3 separate regions of the Homo sapiens genome follow, and regions 1 and 2 are each linked to region 3. A link is an interaction called in ENCODE POLR2A ChIA-PET data of the cell type or tissue named here. Cell type or tissue: HepG2. All regions are shown on one strand.

Region 1 (8,000 bases), 75 kb before region 3:
GAATATAAAGCCTGTCCATCTCTAGGGACAGAAGACCCATATTAGGCACTGTCTTGGTCCAGCTGGGATGCCATTCTCCCATTCTCTCAGAAGTCAGAAGTCAAGGGTCAGGGCACCACCAAGGTCTTCAGGGACAGAAGCCCAGGCAAGAGGACAGATGGAGAGGTCTGCTCCTCAGGCCCAGATTGTGTTTGGGGGTCAAGAAGCCGGGTAGAGGTGGGAGGGGAAAGCTGCCCAGGAGAAAGTTAAGCATCATCAGTTCATCCACATACTATTCACACGCTGGGACAGAATAAGAGAGAGAAAGAGAGGAAGATAGCTGAGGGGAGCAAGAAGGGAAAAAGACAGGGACACCACAGTGAAAAGCCAAGAGGCAAGGCCAGGCACGGTGGCTCAAGCCTGTAATCCCAGCACTTTGGGAGGCCAAGGTGGGCGGATCACTGGAGGTCAGCAGTTCAAGACCAGCCTGGCCAACATGGTGAAACCTCATTTCTACTAAAAATACAAAAAATTAGCTGGGCGTGGTGGCATGTGCCTGTAATCCCAGCTACTCGGGAGGCTGACACAGGAGAATCACTTGAACTCAGGAAGCGGAGGTTGCAGTGAGCTGAGATCGCTCAACTGCACTCCAGCCTGGGTGAGAGTGAGACTCCATCTCAAAAAAAAAAAAAAAAAAAGAAAAGAAAAGAAAAGAAAAGAAAAGAAAAGCCAAGAAGCAGATGGGAAATGGGAGAGCACAAAACCACACCTCCAGGTAAGCAGGCTCTGGCAAGGACGATGAGGTTCCCCCAGCTGAAAGAAGAAGCAGACATCAAACACAAAGGCTGCAGAGGAGCATGGAAAGCATCCAGTCCAACCTACTCATTTCACCTATAAGGAGTCCAAGGCCCAGAGAGGGACATGTCTTGCCCGGGGTTACACAGCAAGTCAAGACTCAGCCCAAACCAGAGTCACAGAATGATGGCTCCAGGCTAGAAGACATTTCTTGACTTTCTACTGAGCAGAGAAAAGGGGGCTTCAGAGGGTCATACTCTGCCTGACTTCTGGAAATGTGGGAGCAAGAAGAACAGCCATCGTGGCCCACCCAGCCTATGGCCAGGTATCAGAACAAAGAAATGGAACATTCAGGCCCACTGCTTGTCTACCTAGCAGCACTTGAGCCAAGGTTTGATGGGCTTTCTATTGTACCCATTGATTTATTCCACCACTTACTCTATGTGCCTAGCACTGTGCCAGGCCCTCAAGTTGAGGAGGAGGACAAGAAGAGGGTGGCAAGGAGGCTACAAGCTAGTTTATTCGAATACTTTGAAAGAAGGCTAATTAAGTGGACATTCAGTCAGAGGTTGCTGTATGCCAGCTGCTTGCCCCATGTTACTGTGTCAGAGACTCACAAGGCAGTTCCTACTGTTAGTCCCATTTTTTCAGATGTTGACACTGAGGCTCAGAGAGACTAAGAGGCCCTAGGTCCTACAACTGATGTGGCAGAGCAGGAAGTTAAACCACACCATTTGCTCTTAACCATTAGGCTGTACGGTCCCCCAGGATGGGCTTTAAGAGCTACAGTGATGAGGTTACCCCCACCACACTGTGATCCATCACAGCCCCCCTCTTTTTTTTTTTTTTTTTTGAGACAGAGTCTCACTCTGTCACCCAGGCTGGAGTGCAGTGGCGCAATCTCAGCTCACTGCAACCTCCTCCTCCTGGGTTCAAGCAATTCTCTGCCTCAGCCTCCCGAGTAGCTGGGATTACAGGCACCCGCCACCACACCTGGCTAATTTTTGTATTTTTAGTAGAGATGGGGGTTTCACCATCTTGGCCAGGCTGGTCTTGAACTTCTGACCTCGTGATCTGCCCACCTCGGCCTCCCAGAGTGTTGGGATTACAGGTATGAGCCACTGCACTCGGCCAACACCCCTCCTTCTATCCCAGCCAAGGTGAGTCAGTCCCTCCTCTGAGGCTTTTATAAATGCCTCCCATGGCCCCTTATTTTTGGCCTAGTCTTGGAATTAATTGTCAGCATGTCTGTCTCCCTGGCAAGTTGGAGGGCAGAAATGGCCTTTGCTCAGCTCTGAACCCCCAGTGCCTAGAACAGTGTCTGGCATATGGCAGGTGCTCAATAACTGGTTATGGAAGGAGTATAGCTGGGTAATATGGTATCCCCATATGAACAGAAAATAAAACCCAGTAGAGGCTTAGGTCCAAGGGAGGGGCAGGAAGAGAGTTTCATTAGTCTCCAAATGTCCTGAGTCTAGCACACTGCCTGGAATATACTAAATGCCCTCATAAGTGCCCTTTGGAGTGAGTATGGAGGGTGCTCCAGATACGAGGCTTCCATGGGCCTAGAGGATGGACTCAGGAGGTTTGAGACTGCATTTGGATTGCGGCCAGAACTCAGGGCCCCATCCCAAGAAGTTTGAGGCCCAGCCAGACCACCATGAGAGCCTGCAGAGGACTGGGGTTCAGGGTACTGGGGGCCTCTTTTAGGAGTGCAGGCTGTTCCTGTGGACTCTGCCAGGGCTCAAAGCTGCGGACTGGGGGGTGGGCTGGATCAGAGTGAACAGGAGCGGGCAGGCTGGAGTTGGGACACATTCTCCAGCCTCTTCTGTTTGCAGGTGCCTGAGGACACCTTCAAACCTTCTCTGCTCCGTTGTAGAACTTTTTCCAGCAAGGGGGAGAGGAAGGACAAAAGGCTATGCCTTGGGCTCCAAAGTTTAGGAGAGGAGCCATGGAGATGGACAGAGAGAGGTGAGGAGAGAGAGACCCAGGAGGCCTCTGGGAAGGGAAGGGAAGGTTGCTGAGGAAGGAAGTCTGCACTTGGGGCCAGCCCTGCCTCTGGCACCAGCCCCACTGGGCCAGGGTCCCAGGGATTTATTGACTAATCCTCAAATGATACACTTTCCCTGATTTATTCTCTCTCCCGCTTGCAATCTCACAAGATCCCATTGTCTCTGGACACTGCTGGCCAAGGGCCTCCACCTCAGGAGCTGCTGCCTCTCATCCACTTCCGGGGCGAGGGTAATGGAAGCTCCCTACCGCCAAGCACCACGACCCTCCCCTGCCTTCTCCAGGCCTAAGGGTCAAGCTGCCAGGCCACCAGGCAGTGCCAGGTACGAGGATGACAACACCTAGCCAACCCGCGGAGAAGGCGGTGAGCTGGGTGACCTCCTGGAGCTGCAAGAGTTTGTGCCTGCTGAGGCCTTGCTCCACCGAGTCTTGGGGGGAGGCAGCTGGCGGGTGGGGGCGTGGCTGCCAAGGAAGTGGGTGTCGGGTACTGGGCGGGGGACAGAGCTAGGTCACAGTCGAGGTTTTCACTGACCCGAGTGGGCGGGGGTAAAGGGAATTCGTAAAAAGTTTCTTTCTTCATTAATGGCCTTTTTTCCCTATCCGAGAGCCTGGGCGCGGGAGGGAGCGAAGACGGCCGGGGGCAGGGCAGGCCCTCCGCAAGTGACACTTAATTCCCGGTCTGGACTGGGCCGGCGCTTGAAAGCAACTAAATTAGCAAAACAGAAGTCAACTGTCGATTGCTTCATTGGAGGATTAAGTGTGATAAATGGGGGGTTTGTTCGCTCTCCGGTCCAGATGTTGTGTCTAAGTAAGGGTTTTTTCAAAAAAAAGTTTTTTTACATTCTTGGCCCAGGGCCCATATATATTTTGGATACTGCTGGGAGTATATAATATCATTGGAAAATGATGCGGTCTGCTAACCTTTTAAATAACATTTCCTCCCTCCTCTATTTTCTAATAGTTTGTTTTTCTTTCCATGTTTGCCTTTTATTGGGGGAAATTTTTTTTGGAAATTAATGAGGCTCAAGTTTGGAGACCAAAATAAAAAAGGGGTGGGGGAGTGTGAGAGGTGGATGGGGTGTGGAATGAAGCTGGGTGGAGGGAGGGCTACTCTTTGTGTGTTTTAAAGCGCTCCTGGTTTGATTTTTTTTTTCTTGTAATTTTCTCTGCCGAGGCTGCCCGCGGCCCTCCGGCGGGGCTGCGCGGTGGCGCGCGCGGGAAGGGCGCCCGGGACTCTCCGCCGCGCCGGGCACCCGCTCGCCCTGCCCGGGCCGTGGGGCTGCGCGCCGCTGGCCTCCGGGAAGAACCTGCCATTCCCCCTGCAGCCGAGTCCGACGTGAGAGGGGGTGGGGGTGGGGGCGCCTCCTTCCTGAGTGAAACCTACGGAATCCGGCAGGAATTCGGGCCTCCCAGATTTAAGAAAACAAACAAAGGAAAGATTGTCAGAGAGGGGCCGCCAAGAGCCGCCGGGCCGCCGCACTGCCCTCCGCCCTCACCCCCGGGGCGCCCGGGCCTCCCAGCGGGGGCAGAACGCGAGGCTGGGGGGCTCCCCCGGGTGGTCCCCGGTGGGCTTCCCTGCCCTGGGTCTTGACTAACCTGTGTTGAGTCATCCTCCTGTCTCTAGAGCTGAAGAGGCCCCAGGGCGCATAGGAAAGGAGGGTGCTGCCGAGGTGGCTGCCTGGGGGCGGGCCCTACAGGGGTCATTTGGGGCATCCCCTGCCTCTAGGCAAATCCCCACGGAGCCCCATCCCGCACCCTCCCGCAGTGTCCAGGGCGAACCCCTGTCCCCAAGCCCAGGCTTAGGAGTGAAATCTCGACGGCTCAGGTTCCTTCTCTACGCAGTCCCCCAGCCAGACTAGGAATGGATCACCGCGCGGGTGGGCTCAGTTCCCGGCTTCGCCCGGGTCTAGGAAGAATGATAAAAAGTGAGAATGTAAAGGGAGGAGGTACTATAAAACAAAAGGGGTTAGACACCCATCAGGCAGCTGCGACCCGGTGGTAAACATGAGCGTCTCCTGTGCTCCCACCGCCTGCGTTCTTCCCGGCCGCGTCCACGTTGGTTTCCTTCTCGTTGTCTTGGTCTCTCCTGATTCTGTTCTCGTGTCAGTCTGCCCTGCCTCTGTTACTCCAAATCTCTGTGGTCTCTCTCCCTCTCTACCTTCTCTGTCTCCTTCTGAATCTGAATATGGCTCAGTGCTTCTGGCTTTCTCTTTGTCTCTGAAGCTATCTCTCTGAGAATGTCTCTGTCCCTTTCTGTCTGCCCCTCTTCGTGTTTCTCTGTCTCAAGCTGACGCTGTCTCGTGGCCTGTCTCACTGTGTCTTCTTCTGTCCTCCTCCTCGTCTTCCTCCTCCTCTCCTCCCTCCTCTCTCTCCCTCCTTCGTACCCCCCCCCGCCCCACTATTCCCCTCCATCTCTCCACCCTGCCCCCGCCTTAGGTAGCCCAGCGGGCGGGCGCCCGGCCAAGGCCGCCCTGGGCAGGGCCTTACTGGCGCTGACAGAGCCTCGCGCCCGCGGCCCAATTAGCGCGCGGCGCGAGGGACGCGGCATCTGGAATTGCGCTGCGCTCACGGCCAAGGCCGATTGTTTAGTCTGCGCGGCGGGGCGGGCGGCCCGCGCGGTGGCCCCACATCTGGAGCCTCGGCCAGACGGCCCTGCTGGCGGCTGGCCGGGGTGCGTGTGCATTTTTAACTCTGGGATTTGCTGACAAGTTAAGAAGTCAGAAAGTCAGTGACGGCGGGAACTGGCGAGGCGCTCAAGGAAGGGAGGGGCAGGCGGAGGCTCGGGCGCATCAGCCGCGGCGGAGACATGCTTGGGGGAGCGCACAGCAGCTCCGTGCTTTGGCCCAGCGCGGCCTTCCCCCAATCTACCCCCACCCGTAGCTGCCCAGCGCCGCAGCCACGCGTTGACTTTTCTTCCTTCCCGGTCTTTATCCTCTCCCACTTCTCCTTTCTCTTCATTTAGTCCCTGAATTATCCCGAAATCCCACACTTCCCAGCTGGCCAGAGCTCCTTGGAGGTCAGCCTCTAAGAGGGAAGCCCTGGAGTCTTAGGGCTCCCACGCTCTGGAGGAAACACAAAGAGGGCCAGAGAAGGCCAACAAATTGCCCGGAGGTGGCTCAGCAGTTGAGCGGCAGAGCTAGGACCAGAGGCCAACTCTCTTGACCCCTAATAGGGTTCTTGGCACAGCTCCGGGTCCCCCTTGGGGCTGATCCAATGTGAGCATTCTCACATTGTCAGAGTTCCTTCCCATCCTTTAAAAACGTGCTTTTGCACTTCCACTCATTCATTTCACAAATATCTGTAGCACACTGTGTGCCCAGCCTGGGAAACACAGCGGTAAACAAGACAGGCACGTCCTTGTGCTGCAGAGCTTACATTTTAGTGGAGAAGAGAGACAGAAACTACGCAGCAAACAAACTATCCAAAGTTAGAAACTGTTGAGGAACAGGAAAAAAATTGCTAATGTTTATTGAGTAACTATTGTGTGCCAGTCACCATTATAGATATTTTCATTTTTACCAACTCATCAAATCATTATGACCTTATGAGGTAGGCATGTGTCCCTGTTTTGCAGATGGACAATTCGAGGCTGAGAGAGTTACATGATTTATCCAAAGTCACACACGTGCACAGGTGGTGGAGCTGAGGTGCAGATTCAGGCTTGACTTCAAAACCAGGGCTCTCGCTCCAACAGTAGGCTGCAACGGCTTGAAGGACAATGGTATAGTTGTCCGGAATTGGGTAATGACATCTAGGTGATATACAATTTATTCCCAGCAGCAAAACAAGTATTTACCAGGCCGCTGCTGTAAAGATCATTACTAGCATTTGTGTACTGCTTTCCTATTTATAAGCCATTTTCACTTGCATCATCTTCTTTAATCTTCACAACTTAGAGGGGTAAGTATGATTATCATTTCCATCTCTGCCTCTGGAAACTAAGGCCTGCCAGTGTGCCCAAGCTTCACTTGAGTTTTAAGAGCGCTCCCTGCCCCAGCCCTCTTTCTCGGTAACAGAGGGCTCCATTTCTTTCCGCATTTGGTCTAGTTTTTCCTTGTTCTGTTTTCCATGGAAATACAGCTCAGTGCTCAACCTCATCCCCAGAAAATAGTGACTATATCATGCCTTTGAGATGTTTCCCCCCAGGAGCAAGTAGAGACTTTGTAATGTGCCATGGACTCTCAGCACAGTGTCCTGGTGAACCAGCCTGCTTTTCTGGTTGTGCAGCCAGGCAGACCTAACTGTTTAGGTCTGCCTAGCAGACCCACAAAGCCACACAGGGTTAGAGACCTTGGTTTCTATCCAGCCTCTACTGTGTGACCCAGCAGGTCGCTTACCCTCTCTGGACTTCAGTGTCCTCCTCTTTGAGATGGGAGATTTGGGATAGAGCAAATCTACTTTTCTTGGGTCACAAACTCCTTTGAGAATTTGCTGGAAGCTTTAGGTCACCAATTTAGAGTGGCTTATGTGTACACGTATCCTCAAGCACTCCATTTTTACATATAAATATATATATATATATATATATATATATATATATATATATATATATATATATATATATTGAGATGGTGTCTTGCTCTATCTCCCAGACGAGAGTGCAGTGGCGCCATCTTGGCTCACTGCACCCTCCGCCTCCCGGGTTCAAGCCATTCTTGTGCCTTAGCCTCCCGAGTAGCTGGGATTACAGGTGCCCACCACCACACCAGGCTAATTTTTGTATTTTTAGTAGAAACAGAGTTTCACCATGTTGGCCAGGCTGGTCTCAAACTCCTGACCTCAGGTGATCGCCCCACCTCGGCCTCCCAAAGTCTGGGATTACAGGTGTGAGCCACCATGCCTGGCCATTTTTTACTTATAATTTTTAGGGACTTAGGGACTCTTAAGGGTTATTCATGGGCTCCCTAGGGATTCCAAGACCCCCCCCACCCCCATTCCTCCCACCGCCAAGTTTGGGATTGCTGTACAAAATGGTTTCTACACTCATCAGACATCCGAAAAAACCCACTACTGACCCAGGTAAAAGGAACCACAGGCTATCCCTGGTAGGCAGGGAAACGTGGGATCCTTTTCACTGAGGAGTCAGCAGATCTTAACCCCATGGCCTTTTCTTTTTCCATCTTTTACCTTTGGGGTTGTCTTGGAATAGGAAGAGGCAGGAGTCATCCCACCAGGGCCAGGGGAACACACCTTTGTGTTTTGACCACAGAGTGAAT
Region 2 (8,000 bases), 120 kb before region 3:
TGCACTATCAAACTCTTTTTTCTTTTCTTTTTTTTTTTGAGACAGAGTTTTACTCTTGTTGCCCAGGCTGGAGTGCAATGGTGCAGTCTGGCTCACTGAAACCTCCGTCTCCCGGGTTCAAGCGATTCTCCTGCCTCAGCCTCCTAAATAGCTGGGATTACAGGTGCCCACCACACCCGCTAACTTTTGCATTTTTAGTAGAGTGGGGGGTTCACCATGTTGGCCAGGCTGGTCTCAAACTCCTGACCTCAGGCGATCTGCCTGCCTTGGCCTCCCAAAGTGCTGAGATTACAGGCGTGAGCCACTGCGCCCAACCTTGAACTACCAAACTCTGCATTTATTTATCCTACTTATCCATTTGAGTAGCATTTATGGAGCACCTACTGTGTGCCCAGCACTCTTGCAGGTGTCCAGTTACAAAGAATGAGGCAAAGGGCAGGGCTTGGCTCTGAGGGCCTCCTGGGTTAGTTGGTGACAGGCACAAGCCTGGAGTAAACAATTAGCTGAATTCTCATTGGTAAGGATGAAAACAGGAGCTGGGGGAAGAGAGGAAAGAAAAAGTTGACACCCGGAAAGGGCTCCCCCCACCACCCACCACCCGCCACAAGAAACTCCAGAAGGCATCAACTCTTCCTCCCCAGGCTTCTCTGACTGTTCTCTCCAGCAGCTCCAGAAAAATGTCCTGTCTCTCCGCGGGGCTATGGAACTGCGCTGCGTGGTGGTTGTGTTTGAGTGCGAGGACATTTCCCTGTAATGAGGATGAGAATAGTTAACGAGGAGGGTGACACACTGTAGTTAGAGAGCAACAGATCTCTGGGGGGTGCCTGCCCGCCCCGCTGCAGGGACGCCAGCTCCTGGGGACCCTGACAGAAGCTGCAGGAGCCAGTCCAGCAGGCACCAGGCAAATGTCCAACTCTGGCTGCTGTCCCCAGCCCATCCCACTCAGAGGAGAGTGGCTTAGACTGGGGCCTGCGGGCCTTCAGCTCACATCTTGGCCTTGGGTTGTCGGAAAAGGGGACCCTAGGAAGGCGTGAAGGATGCATTTTAAATTACAGCCTCCCGACAATCCCTTTTCCTCCTTCACTTTTCTCCATAGCACTAAATTCCCTGTAATGTACAATATAATTTGCTTATTCATTTTTCTTACATCTGTCCCCCTGACGAAAATGAAATCTTCATGTTTCGTCTCCGGCCATTCCTCCAACAGCGCCTAGCCCAGAGTAGGTGTTCAAGAAAGATTGGCGCATGAACAAATACGTTTGAGCTTTGCTGTGCTGTGTGGACTCTTGGGACCCATCGGGCTAGAGATGGGTTCTTACGTGGCTGAAGTCTGCATCTGTGCGTATGTGTGGTGGGCGGGGAATGTCTGTGAGGTGTGTGTGTGTGTCTGTGTGTGAAATGTGTGTGTGTGAGGTGCGTGTGTATGTGAAGGGTATGTGTGAGTTGTACGACATGTCTGTGAGGTCTGTGTGTGAGGTGTGTGTGTGTGAAGTGTGTGAGGTGTGTACATGTCTGTGATGGGTATGTGCATAAGATGTGTGTGTCTGTGATGTGTGTCTGTGAGACGTGTGTGTGAGGTGTGTGTGTGAAATGTATATGTGTGAGGTATGTGTGTATCCATGAGGTGTGTGTCTGTGAGCCGTGTGTGTGAGGTATGTGTGAGGTGTGTGTCTATAAAGTATGTGTGTCTGTGAGGTATGCGTGTCTGTGAACTGTGTGTGCATCTGTGAGCTGTGTGTCCATGAGGTACGTGTATCCATGAGGTGTGTGTCTATGAGCTGTGTGCGTGAGGTGTGTGTCTATAAAGTGTGTGTGTGTGTATTCATGAGGTGTATGTCTGTGAGCTGTGTGTGAGAGTTGTGCGTCTATAAAGTCTGTGTGTGTGTATCCATGAGGTGTGTGTCTGTGAGCTGTGTGTGTGAGGTGTGTGTCTATAAAGTATGTGTGTGTGTGAGATATGCCTGTGTGTGCATCTGTGAGCTGTGTGTCTATGAGGTACGTGTACCCATGAGGTGTGTGTCTGTGAGCCGTGTGTGTGTCTGTGAGCTGTGTGTATAAGGTGTGTGTCTATAAGGTATGTGTGTCTGTGAGGTGTGTGTATTTCTGTGAAGTGTGCAAGCATCTATATCTGTGAGTTGTATGTATGCAAGTGTGTACGTGTGTGTGTGCTTTCAATCTGGTCGCTGACTCCCTTCACACACTCAGCTGCTGAGTCTCGGGGTTGAGCACACTGGGTGAGTTGGAGTGGGGTGCCGGTGTGCATCTGCCTGCTTGGGCAGGAGTGCCCTGCTTCCAGCTTGAAGATCTCCCACTGATGTCCTCACCCACACCAGGTCTCTGGGACAGACTCCTCCGCCAGGGCCATGCCCACATCAAATCATGCCCATCTTGGTGCCTGGGTCACTGCTTTCCGCAGGAATGGGCAGCACCCTGGTGTGGCATTCCTAACTGGGTTTCCATGCACTCCCAGTGGAAAAACCAAGGCTTGTGGAAAATACTGAGAATGGCCATACTTCGGGTGGTGCCTGCTATGTATCAGAATCGTTCCAAGGGCTTCACAATTCTGACAACTCTGTGGGGCGGGTATCATTGGTACAGATGAGGACACAGCGGCACTGAGGGAAGGAGTAACTTGTCCAAAGTCACACAACTAGTTAGTAAGACATGGACACGGGCACCAGGTTCCCGAAGTCACCTGCAACTCACTCCTTATGCCTCAAGTCCTCCTTTCCCCGCTGCCTGAGGACTTCACCTAGATGAGACAGTGGGGTGGGGCCCCCTTCTTCACCCCAGAACCACCGCCTTCTTTTGCAAGAGAAGGAATGGCAAGAGCATGAAGAAGCTGTCTGCTGAGAGGCTTGCAAGCAGGTTCATTATCCCAGCCTTACAGAGAGCTGTCCCTCCCCTCATGTCAACTCCGCCAGTAGTGGGTACGACTGTGTCCTCCAAAAAGATGCCAAGTCCTAACCTTTGGTACCTATGAATGTGACCTTATTTGGAAATAGGCTCTTTGCAGATGTAATCCAGTTAAGATGAGGTCATACTGGATTGGAGTGGACTCTAAATGCAGTAACTGGTGTTCTTACAACAAGAGGGAAATTTAGCCACAGAGACACATAGGGAAAATGCTATGTGATGATGGGAGCAGAGATTGGGGTGAGGTGTCTTCAAGCCAAGGTTCAGCAAGTATTGCAGCAGTCCAGAAGCCAGGAACAGAGGCATAGTCCCCTCAGAGCCGACAGAAGGGACTGACTTTGCCACATCTTAATCTCAGACTTCTGTCCTCCAGAACTGTGAGACAACTGTGAAAGTTATTAGAATCGAAATACAGTCACTGTCAAACCCTAAGAAAATGGAGCCAGGGGGCCATGAAGAAGGGGCCCTCATCCATACATGTCTATGATGGGAACTATGCAAGGAATTCCTCAGAATCGCAGCATTCCAGATAAGCCACTTGCCCCAGGACACTTGCCTGACAATGGGTGTCTTCACCAAAGAGCTTATGCCAATTCCTATGAGACCCTGTAACCCATGGTCTTTGTTTCAAAACTGCTTACACGATTTCTCCTTTTTGTCTTTAAAAGCTTCCTCCTGGCCCCAACCCCCTTGGACCTACTATGGGCCTATGACCCGTTATAGCACACATATCCCAGATTGCAATCCCCTGCTATTCCCAAATAAACCTTTGTTTTGGAGAGTTGGTCTCCCTGCTGCTCATTTTAGTTGGCACAATACATTTCTGTTGCTTTAAGACACCAAGACTGTGTGCTCCTACAGCAGTCTTAGAAAACGAAAACCTCCCTCCCAGGGCAGAATGGACACACACACACACACACACACACACACACACACACACACACACACACAGTAGACAATGACTTAGACTAACACTCTGACCAGGCCACACAGGCTTGTGCTGAGCAGGTGCCCCCTGGCTCCTATGCAAGGTACTCCCGCTCAGAGTTACCCCAGCCTAGCCGGGCACGCACTTCTCACACATCACCTGACAGCCTTCCCTCCTCTGGGCCCACCAGGAACTCTCAGTGGAAGCTTCCTGAGGACAGAAACTCTCCAAACTCCATCTTCTGGAGCTTCCTCCCTGGACCCTCCTGTTCACTCCCAAGCCCACAGTCTCCTGGTCTGCCTCCCTCTCTCCTCCCTTCCTGTCTCCCTTCCTTCCTTCCTCCCTTCTTTCCTCCCCTCCTTCCTTCCATCTCCCTCTGCCCCTTTTTCTTTCCCCTTGGGTAAACACAGCCCTGCGGCGAGGCCCTGCCATGTTCCCCGAGAGCTGCACATTGCCACCTGTTGCTATGGAGAAGCCTCTTTATCGCAAACACTGGGTAAACAGCTGCTGCTGGGAGCCCCTTTCTGCTGGGCAGGGGTTTATTTGGAGAAAGTCAATAAGGAAAAATAAACATTCCCGGCCCTATGTATATACAGCCTTGGGACCTGCAGTGCTCTGCAGCATCTCAGGCCTGCCAGCTCCCCAGAGGGTCAGGCAGGCTGAGCCCCACCCCTCCCTCTGATCCCAGCATCTTCCAGTTAAAGCAGGAGTGTGGGGGGTAAGGCAGCCACCTCACTCTGGACTCAGCCAGGTCACCCTGCAGGCTGCACCTACCTTGCCCTAGGCTGGGCCCAGGTCAAAGTTTCAAGGCTCAGACTTCCATATTCCCCTTCTATGAAAGGGTGTGCTGAAACAGCTGCCCACCCACCTGCCCAGCCCAGCAGCCCCGCCCGCTGTCTTCTAGGGAAGTCCACTCTGTCTGTGCTCCCACAAGCGCTGGGGGTCCTGGGGAGAACCATGGCCAATTTGGATTGATTAAAATTCTCTCTTCTTTAGCAGCTGAGTTTCAGTTGAATTAAACGTGTTAAGTGTTTAGTAATACAGCAATCCACTCAGTCAGCACAATTATTTAACAACTGTGACTATGTTGAGGAATCATGCTAGGCTATGCTGGCTCCTGTCCTCGTGGTGCTTACAGTCTAGTGGGGAAGAAAGCCAGCCGTAAAGATGCAGTTAATTTAGTATTTACAGGCGTGGGAAGTGCAGCGCAGGAGTACAGGATGCTCTGAGAGTTTATAAGAGCACTTTACATCTCGCTAATATCTATTACATGCATTAGCTCAGTTAATCCTCAGAGCAATCCTGGGCCGGGCATGGTGGCGTGTGACTGTAATCCCAGCTACTCCAGAGGCTGAGGCAGGAGAATCGCTTGAACCCGGGAGGCAGAGAGAGGTTGCAGTGAGCCAAGATCGTGCCATTGCACTCCAGCCTGGGTGACAGAGAGAGACTGTCAAACAAACAAACAAAAAAACAGTAAAAATCAAAATTAAAAAACTTGTATTCCCATTTCACAGATGGGGACATAACTGAAAGTCAATTAGGTACTAAGTGGGAGACTCAGAATTTAAATCCAAGATTGCCCAAGACAAAAGTCCTAGGCTCTAAACCACTGTGCAATTCTGTCAGGTCTGGAACAGAAACACCACAGTCCCTGCCCTCAAGAAGTTCACAAGAAACACCCTAATGAAATGTTTCATGACAGGTGGGGACAAGCAATGGCAGGAGTGGCTACTGAGGGATGCTGTGGTCATTCAGAGGACCTCCGTGTGACACAGAGGGATGGGAGCCAGAGAAAGGGATTGGGTGGAGTGTTGAAGGGAAGGGTTTCCCAGGCTCGGAATGGGTGTCAGCCTGGCTGGGAGTGGGGTTCCGCTGGGGAGCAGGATGACCTGTTTTGGAGAAGGGGGAAGAGGCCTGGCACCTTGCTTCTCACTGCAGACCCCCTATGCCTCTTAGAAACCCACCTCTGTCCATGCCTGCCCTGCTTTGGACAGGGGCCTCATCCTCTCCCCTGAATGCCTACACAGCTTCCTTCCTGGTCTTTCTGCCTCCAGCTTTCCTCAGCTCTAACCCACTCTCAACAGCCCATGGAATCTTCCAGAAACACAAATATAACCATGTCACTGCTCTCCTCTGCCTTTTCCATAGAAAAATGCCACACTGGCCTTGGTCTCATCCTGTTCCTCTTTTCCACCAGCATCTTATGCACCAGGCATATGGAACTCAAGTTTCCCAAATGCATGGGGCCCTTCCATGTCACTGCACTTTGCATTTACTCTGCCCTGTATTTGGAAATCCTTCCTGAAGGGTCTCATTCATTCACAAACACTTAATGAACACCTACTGTGTGCCTGACACTGTTCTGAACCCTGGGAACAAAACAGACAAAAATCCTTGTCCTCATGGAGTTTTATATCATGGTGAGGGATAGAGACTAAAACAAAACAAAGAAGTCACCCCTCATATCCACATCTGCATCGTGGATTCAACCAAACATAGACAGAAAATGTAGTTAAGCTTCCAATGGTTGCACCTGTACTGAACATGTATAGACTTTTTTCTTGTTATTATTCCCTAAACAATACAACAACTATTTACATAGCATTTATATTGTATTAGTTATCATAAGTAATCTAAAGATGATTTAAAGTATATGGGAGGATGTGCACAGGTTATGTAGAAATACTATGCCATTTTATATAGGGGACCTGAGGTGCCTGGATTTTGGTATCAGCGAGGAGTCCTGCCCCATGGATGACTATAATACACAACAGTAGGTGCTACCGAGCGCTATGGCCGAAACTGCAGCACGGAAGGCAGGATGAATAGGGCCTTGAGGCCACTGTGATAATTCTGAGTGAAATGGGGAACCATTAGAGGATGCTAAGCAGAGAATGACATGATCTCTCTTAGGTTTTAGGATAATCCCTCTGGCTATCATGTGTGGATAAACTGAAGGGGGACAGATGGGGGCAAGGAGACTAGCAAGCCACACCCTGCTTGTCCTTCAAAGCTCAAGAATGGGCTGGGCATGGTGACTCACACCTGTAATCCCAGCACTTTGGGAGGCTGAGGCAGGCGGATCACCTGAGGTCAAGAGTTCGAGACCAGCCTGGCCCAACATGGTGAAACCCCATCTTTACTAAAGATACAGAAATTAGCCAGGCATGGTGGAGGGCACCTGTAATCCCAGCTACTCAGGAGGCTGAGGCAAGACAATGGCTTGAACCCGGGAAGGGGAGGTTGCAGTGAGCTGAGATCACGCCATTGCACTCCAGCCTGGGTGACAGAGTGAGATCTGTTTCAAGAAAAAATAAATTCATCTAAAAAAAAGCTCAAGAATGATCCCTTGTCTGAGTGAGGCTGCTCCGTCCTGGTCCCTGGATCACCCTTTGCTTACTTATGGACAGCCCTGGCCACACCCTACCATGACTATCTTCATCTCCTCCCTATCTGCACTGTGATCTCTGTTACCCTGGCCCACTACCTGCCCCAGAGCAAACACTCAAGCCCACTGGGAGAATGCATTAGGAATGACTGTCTATGTGACCTATAGGTCCTCTCTGCATTCCCAAAGCGGTGTCACTTCACTGTGACCTGGAGGGGAAAACAGTACAACTAGCTCATTTGAAAAAAAGGGTAAGTGAGTTCTGGGGAGCATTGATAAAGCTCAGTTTCACTGATCTGAAACAGGTGCCTTAGAGTTCCCACTTCCCCACATCTGTCTCTAGCTCAGTGTCCACCTTCTCCAGCCCCAGCCGCCTGGGAGATTCCTGGGGGTAGCCAGGTATGAGAAGGCACCTCCTCCACTGCTTCCTGTTCTCATTTAGGGTGGTCCCTGCTGGCCTTCAGGCCTGGCATTGCCTCCCACTCTGACTCCCTCCCACAGCCTGCCCATCTCCCCTCCCAGGGCTCTGAGGAGGACAGGAGCCCTGCAGAGCAACGATCCACATATCAGGAGCAAGGGAATTAACATTTCCAGGCTGTAATTATACCTTCTGCTGGTGACACCTAAGGAAGCATCTTTTTATAAAAGCAGGTAAATTGAAGGCTTATGGGACTGTGGAAAATGGGTGTATTTTTAGCTCCCTCCCCTCACCACCCTTGATTGCCAGAACCCTGGTAATTGCTCTGGCACCAGTGGTTGGAACCAAGG
Region 3 (8,000 bases):
ATACCTGCTCCACCTAGCTCAATGTTGTGAAGCTTCAATTAAATGTTTGAAAAAGTGCTTTGAAAACTGCAAGGCAAATGTTAGCTGTTAAGTTTAGTGTCAGCCTGTGCCAGCCTCCCGTATTCAGCCTAGACTAAAATGAGTTTTGTGAGTGGGTATCACATGTCTGCTGTGTGCTGGTGGTTGGAGATGGGGGTTCACAGCTACAGTTGACAACATCTGTGCTTTCAAGGAGGCCCCAGTCTGGTTGGCATATTCAAAGAAAGTGGGGCTGGGGATCTGCCGGAGTTAGGACCCATTATTTCCCACGTCTCTCTGAGGTGGGCAGTCCAGTGATCTCCAGGCCGCAGTGCCAGCAGGCAGTGTGAACACATCTGGTGCAGCAGCGTGGTCGATGTGACCCTCCTCGTTCACCGTGTTAACTCGCCCTTCAGATGGCGAGACTCCAGTTAGTGCTGCCACCACCTCTGGGAAGCCTTCCGAGACTTCCCCAGGTAGAAGAAAGCCTTCTCTGACCCCTGGCACTCACCCCCACTTCAGGCTGACTAGTTTCTTATCATTCGTGTTTTGTTTTGTTTTGTGTTTTGTTTTGTTTTGTTTTTTGAGATGGAGTCTTGCTCTGTTGCTCAGGCTGGAGTGCAGTGGTGCCACCTCGGCTCACTGCAAGCTCCACCTCCCGGGTTCACGCCATCATTCTGCCTCAGCCTCTGGAGTAGCTGGCACTGCGGGCTCCCACCACCACGCCTGGCTAATTTTTTGTATTTTTAGTAGAGACGGGGTTTCACCATGTTAGCCAGGATTGTCTTGATCTCCTGACCTCATGATCCGCCTGCCTTGGCTTCCCAAAGTGCTAGGATTACAGGCATGAGCCACTGCGCCTGGCTATCATTCTTTATATTAGAGGCTATCATCACAGAACCTGAGCTGTGAGCCCTGGGGGGGCAGAGGCCACATTCTGTTTCTGTGTATCCCCAGCCCCTAGCCTGGTCCCTGGCACGCAGCAGGTACTTCATAGATGTGAGAAGAGTGGTGAGTGAGGACCCATGTATGAGAAGGAATGGTGGGAAGCTGAGGGAGGGGAGCCTTGGCCAGACCTAAGGTCTTACCTGGCTCTCATCTGGCCTGGTCTTGGCAGGAAGAAGGAAAGGGGTTGTGGGTAGGGGGTGTAGGGGGAGGAAGGGCCTGTCACAGGGAGGGGGAGGTCTCAGGAATGAGACTGCAAGGCCTTGCCATTTTTTTCCTGTAAATCATGTAATTTCATGCTCCAGGGGACCACAAAGTAAGAGAGTCAGTGGGGAGTCAACTCCCCTGGCCACCCCCCACCCCACCCCAGGAGACTGAGCAGGGCTCTGCCCCCAACTGCCCCCAGGAGCCCCTCCCTGCTGTTCCCTCCTGTCCCCCGGGGATCTGGAGTGTGTCATCTCCCCACCCCAACCAGTGTCCCTTTTGGGTCGCCTGGGCTGGCCAGCCTCTCTGAGCCATCTTCTTCCCCTACCCTTGTGCCCTGGCCTCTGACCCCTGTACCCCCTCAACCCTACTCTACCTCCACCTTTGGAGGACAAAGAGCACTTGTCAGTAGACCTGGAGGAGTTTGTAAAAGCAAGGTAGTAGAGGCAGGGGCTCCTTCCTAATGACCACCTGACTCCCTGCCCTTCCTCACCCGCAACCCCCCCCCCCACCCTTCCTCCTCTTTCCGCAGAGCCTTTTGACTTAGAAAGGTCAGATTTCTGCTTTCTGAAGTGAATCTGGAAGAGGAGAAACATCCTGTCCCCCTCTGGAAGCCCAGGGCACTTCTCTGGGTGTGACATCCAGGGAAGGAGGTGGGGTGGGGGTGGCCTGTGAGGAGCACACCAATCTGAGCTCCAGGTTTGCTGCAGGACACCTTCCCGTCAATAGGCCAGTGCATATTTAGTTGCCCTCCTAGGGTAAACTAGATTTAAAGCCTCAGGAGGCTCGGCTGTTTGCACTGATGATGAACGGACGCGAAGGTGGTTGTGTGTATATGCTTGGTACACAGTGGTCACTCTCTTTGCTTGTTGAGCGATGATGGGTGGTGCAGCCATATCCCACCTTAAAAGGTTTTGCCTTGAAGGTGCTTGTGGTGGGGTAGGAGAATAGGGGCCCATACAGAAAAAACAAGTGTATGTGTGGACAGATGTGAGAGAGAGCCACAGGCGGGCGCATTTCGTCTAATAAGTGCGCAGGGCACGAGGCTATGTTGGGGAGAGGCTGGAGGAGGTGAAGTGGAGAATTGTGGAGAGATTAATGAGAGCCGAAGGGAGTGAATACTTCCCGAATGCCAACTGGATGCCAAACATTGGTCCTTTAATCCCCCTAGTAATTTGGAGATGGGTAGTTTCCCAGTTTTGCAGATAAGGAGACTGAAGTGCAGAGAACTGGAATAACTTGCCCAAGGTCGCAGCTGGCAGGCCGCACAGCTGGGATTCAGACCCAGGACTGCCTAAGGTTGGAGCCCTGTGTCAAGGGCTTAGACACACCTGCACTGGCTCCCAAGGGGGTCTTGAGCAATCTGGAAGCAGATAAATTTTGTGCTGCTGAAATGTGGATTCAGAACTTGCCTTCAAACCTCCCACTGAAGCATAGTGAGGACATAGAGGGCTTGACTGGCCTCATAGATAATTTCCTGGGCCCTCCTGACCCCTCACTCCTACCAGACGTCTCACTGCCCATCAGTTTACCTTCCGGGCCCCTCCTACTCCTTGACTGTCACACTGACCCACTGGAGTGATTCCTCCAGCAATCTCCATATGCCTCCCACTCGTATGACCCCTCTGGCTCAGTTCAGTCTAAGCCACTGTGGCCACCAAGCCCACAGCACGATGGTCCATGCATCTCTGCTGATAGTATACCTTTCAGAACTTAATCTAATTCCTCCAGCAGCATGCATGTACAATCCTTGAACTCAGAAAGTCACACGGTACTCAGACCTTGTGCCACTGACCCCAGGGCTCTTCCCTCATCCTCCCAACTGTGTGCTCTGGCTCCACAGTGAATGCTACTTTTTAGCCCCCAGACTGACCACCCAGTAAGGCAGTTGGCCTTGGAGCCAGGCTTCCTGGGCTCAAATCTTGGCTCTGATGCCGCCTAGCTGTATGATCCTGGGTAAGTTACTTAACCTCCTGGAGACTCCGTTTCCTCATCTGCAAAATGGGGCAATAATCCCTACCTTACAGCCTTACAGAGGAAGATTAAATAAGCTCTTGCCTGTACAGTGCCTGACCCATAGTAGATGCTCAACAAATAGTACTGATTTACTAATGCCCTGAGTCAACCCCCTTTATTTTCCTCTAAGAGTCCCTTTTTGACCATGGGCCCTTCCATTTGCTGTCCCCATTGAGTCCTAACAAAACTTCACTGGGTCCCAGGCTGAGTCTGTAGAGGCTCTGATCCCTGAACCCCAACAGCTCTTCTCAGTGACTTCTACTACCCTTACCCCAAGCCCTTATGGACCCATGACCCTCTCACCCCCAAGACCTTCCACCTTACCCTGATCTCCTTCTCCTTACTGCCCCAAACACTCCCTAATCCCTGGATCCCACCCAGCCTCCCAGGCCATTGCTGACTCAGCCCCTGTCTTGCAGGCTCTCCAAGTGGCCCGGCAGTTCCTGCTGCAGCAGGCCTCAGGCCTGAGCTCCCCAGGGAACAATGACAGCAAACAGTCTGCCTCTGCTGTGCAGGTGAGGAAGAGAGCACCCCGCTGGCTCTGGGTTGGGCTGGAGTGTGGGCCTGGCACAGAGGGAGGGCAAGGACCCGTTGGAGAACTGCTCTTGCCAGTTCCAACACCAAAAAGTGGGCAACTTTTCAAAGGAAATACAGTCACTGCAGGGGTGGGGCAAAAAGGCTTCCCACTTTCTCTCGTCTCCACCTGATCAGCCAGACCTTCCGCTAGCTTAGCCTCTTTGTCCCTGTCACTCAAAGTTTGTCTGCAGCTCTCCCTGTCTCTTTGTACCTCTCTCACTGTTTGTTCTCCCCTGCCTCTTCCCTTCAGGGTCTCTCTTGGTCACTTCTCATGTTTCTGCGTCCCTGTCGGTCACTCCCTCTGTCCCTCTGTGTTCCTGTGTCTGGGGCTCAGCCCCTCCCAGGCCATCTCTGTTGCTGCAGTCACGTCACCAAGTCCCCCCTTCTCTTATCCTCCCCCCTTATCCCTCATCCACCAGCTCTCTCGCAGTCTCTCCATGCTTCCTGTCTCTTGATGTCTCTCTGTCTCTTTTGTTTTCCTTTGCACAATCTGCCCTTTTTTCCCCTTCTCCCTTCCCTCCAGCTTGCCAGCCCATCTGGCTGGCTGGGGGAGGGGAGATCTGTGGGGGGTGGGCGGGGGGTGGGGGAGCCAGGCCTTCTGTTTACCTTTTGTGTCACAAAGAACTTGGGAGAATTGCAGTCTGAGTCCGGGTTGGGTCACTACTCGGGCAGCCACTCCCCTCCCCCTCTGCCCAGCAGCCCGGGATCCATGCTCCCCCCACCCCTCCCCCAGCAGAGGGAGGCTCAGAATTGGGGAAGGGATTAAGCCAGGCTTTGAAAGGAAGTTTATCTAAGGGAAGAAGGGTGAGTATGGTTGGTTCTGAGCTGGAGGTGCTCTGGAGTCTGGGGCTGGGTGCTGAGGGAAGTGAAGAGGAGGGTGGGGTGGGTGCAGGGTGCTCAGAGAAGGACCCAGGACCAGGCTTTGTCCTGGGTGGAGATTCCAGTGCTCTGACAAAGTCTGAGTTTTATGTAAAACAAGTTTATGTTTGGAAAAAGTTCAAGGTGCCCAACAGATGTGCAGCCTTAACAGTAACCCTCTTAAAATTCTTGACCCTAAGGAGACAACCCTCAAAGGGGAGGAGCTGGGCAAAGATCAGGGCGTGGCCTGGGGTGGAGGAGGGGAAGACACAATCTGGAAAGTCAATAAAGAGAGGAAGAGAAAGATCTCATCAGAATGAGATCTAAAAGGTTCTCATACCCATGCTGGTCAGGATTGGGCCTCTTTAAATTAATGATCCCCACATACAATCCCAGGGTTTGAAGTGGTCCTTGGGCTTCCACTCTGAATCCTGCCCGCCCTGGACCCAGCTTAGAACAGGAAGGAGTAGGCTGGACAACAGCAAACGTTCCCCCAAACCAGAAAGGGGCTGCTGACCCAGGGGTAGGAGGGTAGGAGCTTGATGGTAGTGGGAGGGACTGGGGTAAGACATCTAGAAGGACTGCTCAGCTGGGGATTAAGGGTCACAGATCTGAAATAATTGAGAGCTGAAGGGAGACTATGGAATCTTCCTTAGGAAACTCCCTCCCTCCAAAATAAGAGAGGCCTAGAGGTTTCAGAGTCAGAAAGACAGATAAAATGATGTTTTTCTCAGGCCTTCTCTCTCCTTGTCTCATTACTTCCAAAAATTCATTGATTGATTCATTCATTCATTCAACAAATACTTACTGAGTACATCCCAAACTAACAACTGACATATACAGAGTGCTTACCATGAAGTGTAGACACTAAGCGCTTTACAGCTATCTCATTTATCCTCACAGTCCTATGGGAGAGGTGCTATTCTAGCCCCATCTTGCAGATGAGGAAACTGAGGCCCAGAGAGGTTAAGAAAGTTGTCCAAAGTTATACAACAAATAAAAGACAGAGTGAGGATTTGAACCCAATAGCTCCAGAACTCACACTTTTTTTTTTTTTTTTTTGAGATGGAGTCTCTTGTTGCCCAGGCTGGAGTGCAATGCCGTGATTTCAGCTCACCACAACCTCTGCCTCCCGGGTTCAAGCAGTTTTCCTGCCTCAGTCTCCCAAGTAGCTGGGATTACAGGCATGCACCACCAAGCCCAGCTAATTTTGTATTTTTAGTAGGGTTGTATTTTTAGTAGGTTTTAGTAGCGTTGTGTTTTTAGGTTTTCTCCATGTTGGTCAGGCTGGTCTCAAACCCCCAACCTCAGGTGATCTGCGCGCCTCTGCCTCCCAAAGTGCTGGGATTACAGGCGTGAGCCATCGTGCCCGGCCAGTAGAACTCACACTTTTAATCTCTGCATTGTGACGATCCCTTGTGCTTGGCACAATATTGGTAATAATGCCAATATTTCCCTGGTGTAGAAGCCTAGGCCAGATGGTTCTCAGGGTCTCAGGGATATGGGGGTTCTTGGGGCCATGGAGCCATGCTTCCCCAGGAGCCTGGATTCCCTACCTATATTGATCCCTCTATTTCTTCTCCAACCCTGAATACCTTCCTTGCCTTCTGCCCCTATTCCTAAGTTTATTATCTCCAAGGAGGTCAGATCCTTGTCCTGAAGTAGGGCCCAGGGCCTTGAAATGTTCTTCTATGAGCTCAAGATTGGTGAGGGGATAGGGGAGAGCAAGGACTGGGCTCCCCACCCGAGCAGAAGAGTGCATCTTGAGCCTGAGTGCAGTGGATAATGAAGGGAGATCAAGCGCAGCTCCTTTCCCAGGGCTCCCCACAGAACGCTGCTCTGCTCCCCAGCAGGATTTTCTGCCCACGCACCTCCCAGCCACGTTCACCATCCCTCTCCTCCAGAGCCAGCTTCAGAAGAGTTTCCAAAACTATTGTCAGGTCTCCAGCTCCAGCCTAGTGAGGGGCCCTCCTTCCAGGCCTGGACCCCACCAGGGAGAGACCTATCATAGAAGGCAGCACAGGTGGCCGAGAGTTGAGGACATGATGGGGGCAAAGGTGGCTGGGGCCTTGGCTTCGTCCATCCCCATCTGGCATTTTCAGAAGTTCTTCTTTATATCTCACTGCTATCTTTCCTTGCTGCAGCTGCAGCCCAGGATTAGTTTGAGGACTTCTGGTCATTTGCAGGAGAGTTTAAGCCAAACCAAACTCTGGCCTGATCTCCCCACATTGCCCCCCACTCACAGGGACCCCATACTCAAGAGACAATTTGGGTTCTTGACCCTGGCACCAAATTGCATTCGTTCCCACTCTCAGCCCTCAAATAAGCTTCCTGTGTGTCAGGCACTGTCCCTGTTCCTTCCAGTCAGACCGTCCAGCCGAGCACGCTGTATTCATGGGTGGGTGCAGGGTCCCTGAGGGAGGGGCTGGAGGCAGCTGCCGGCGTTTGGCCCAGGGCTCACACTGCCAGGGCTTAAGTTAGCACTTAGCTGCCCAGCTACTCTCCAGATGGTGACTCATGGGCCCTGCTGAGCCTGCTAGCTGCAGAGCGCCCATCCTGAGGCATCTGAGCCTGGCAAGGGGCCAGCGGGACACCAGAGGAGCTCCAGCTCAGTTCTCAGACCCCCAAGGGGCACAAGGAGAGGTGGATGAGGTCAACCAACTCAGGAGATCAGCATGCGGCAGCCACTTCCCAGACCCTTTGTGACCCCAGTGGGCCACCTCGAGACGAGTGCACACCATGTAATCCATCCAGATCTCTGTAGCAGCCTCCATAGGCAGCTGCTCAGCCAAGTGGCAGGAAAAGCAAGTGCCAAGGAGGCCTTCCAAGGTCATCTCTTCCATTCCCCTGCTTCCAAGGAAGAAAGGCCCGAGGAAGGAAAGGCCACATCCTTTTTTCACATGCTCCTGTCAGTGACTCACAGTCCTGGTGCCTGGAAAGATCTTCTGAGTGTCTGGTCTCAGTCTTTCCTGTTGCGGGCCACGTTCGTCTCTAGTTCAGCTCTCACAGCAGTGAGAATGAGTGGCCTAGTGCCTTGGTCCTCAGTGACCTTTGTCAGGCAGCACCCTAAGGCACACCAGGGGAGGAGACAGAGAAGGAGGGGAAAGGGAAAATCCAGAATGTTTTAAAAAGTGATTTTCTTCACGTTTACATAGAATTTAATGGCGTACAAGTCACTTTCACCCCTGCTCCCACTGTCCCTTCCGGGTCAGGGTCAGGGCAGGTTATTTAACCTCTCTGGGCCTCAGTTTTCCCATCTCATCTGTGAGATGTTAATGATGATGGCACCATCCTCACAGGGTTGCCGTGAAGATTCCATGAGATACACGTGTAAAGGGCTTAGCCAAGTGCCGTGCTGGGCACATAATAAGCAGTCAGCAACG

Evidence for each region. Peaks named below come from ENCODE experiments on the same cell type or tissue, not always from the same donor. Only the 100,000 strongest peaks of a DNase experiment are listed, where the experiment ranks them.
Region 1: POLR2A ChIA-PET joins it to region 3 with 10 read pairs; 3 of 35 experiments call an interaction of 5 or more read pairs at or near these places.
Region 2: POLR2A ChIA-PET joins it to region 3 with 20 read pairs; 4 of 35 experiments call an interaction of 5 or more read pairs at or near these places.

Annotation. Positions count from the first base shown.
Region 1 is chr6:41,499,867-41,507,866 of GRCh38, forward strand. LINC01276 (long intergenic non-protein coding RNA 1276) reads left to right here and starts at 2,578. Exons shown (of 3, transcript NR_120347.1): 1 at 2,578-2,745; 2 at 2,937-3,107. It overlaps LOC112267957 (a long non-coding RNA gene), which reads right to left and starts at 5,135. Exons shown (of 3, transcript XR_002956346.2): 1 at 4,381-5,135. RefSeq lists enhancers at 2,783-3,530, 3,531-4,278, 4,982-5,081, 5,559-6,058 and silencers at 5,262-5,421, 5,452-5,531. In HepG2, no CTCF peak of the experiment used is centred here; a DNase peak (open chromatin) is centred at 4,175; H3K4me3 peaks cover 1,653 bases.
Region 2 is chr6:41,452,573-41,460,572 of GRCh38, forward strand. LOC112267957 (a long non-coding RNA gene) reads right to left here. Exons shown (of 3, transcript XR_002956346.2): 3 at 317-748. Among named protein-coding and RNA genes, the nearest start is that of LINC01276, 46 kb to the right of the region's middle. RefSeq lists enhancers at 1-321, 4,015-4,802 and a silencer at 3,279-3,573. In HepG2, a CTCF peak has its summit at 3,935; DNase peaks (open chromatin) are centred at 3,959, 4,359 and 7,349; H3K27me3 peaks cover 2,403 bases.
Region 3 is chr6:41,574,384-41,582,383 of GRCh38, forward strand. It overlaps FOXP4 (forkhead box P4), which reads left to right. Exons shown (of 17, transcript NM_001012426.2): 3 at 3,603-3,698. Among named protein-coding and RNA genes, the nearest start is that of MIR4641, 20 kb to the right of the region's middle. RefSeq lists enhancers at 3,994-4,617, 4,618-5,240, 7,154-7,655. In HepG2, no CTCF peak of the experiment used is centred here; a DNase peak (open chromatin) is centred at 4,118; H3K4me3 peaks cover 887 bases.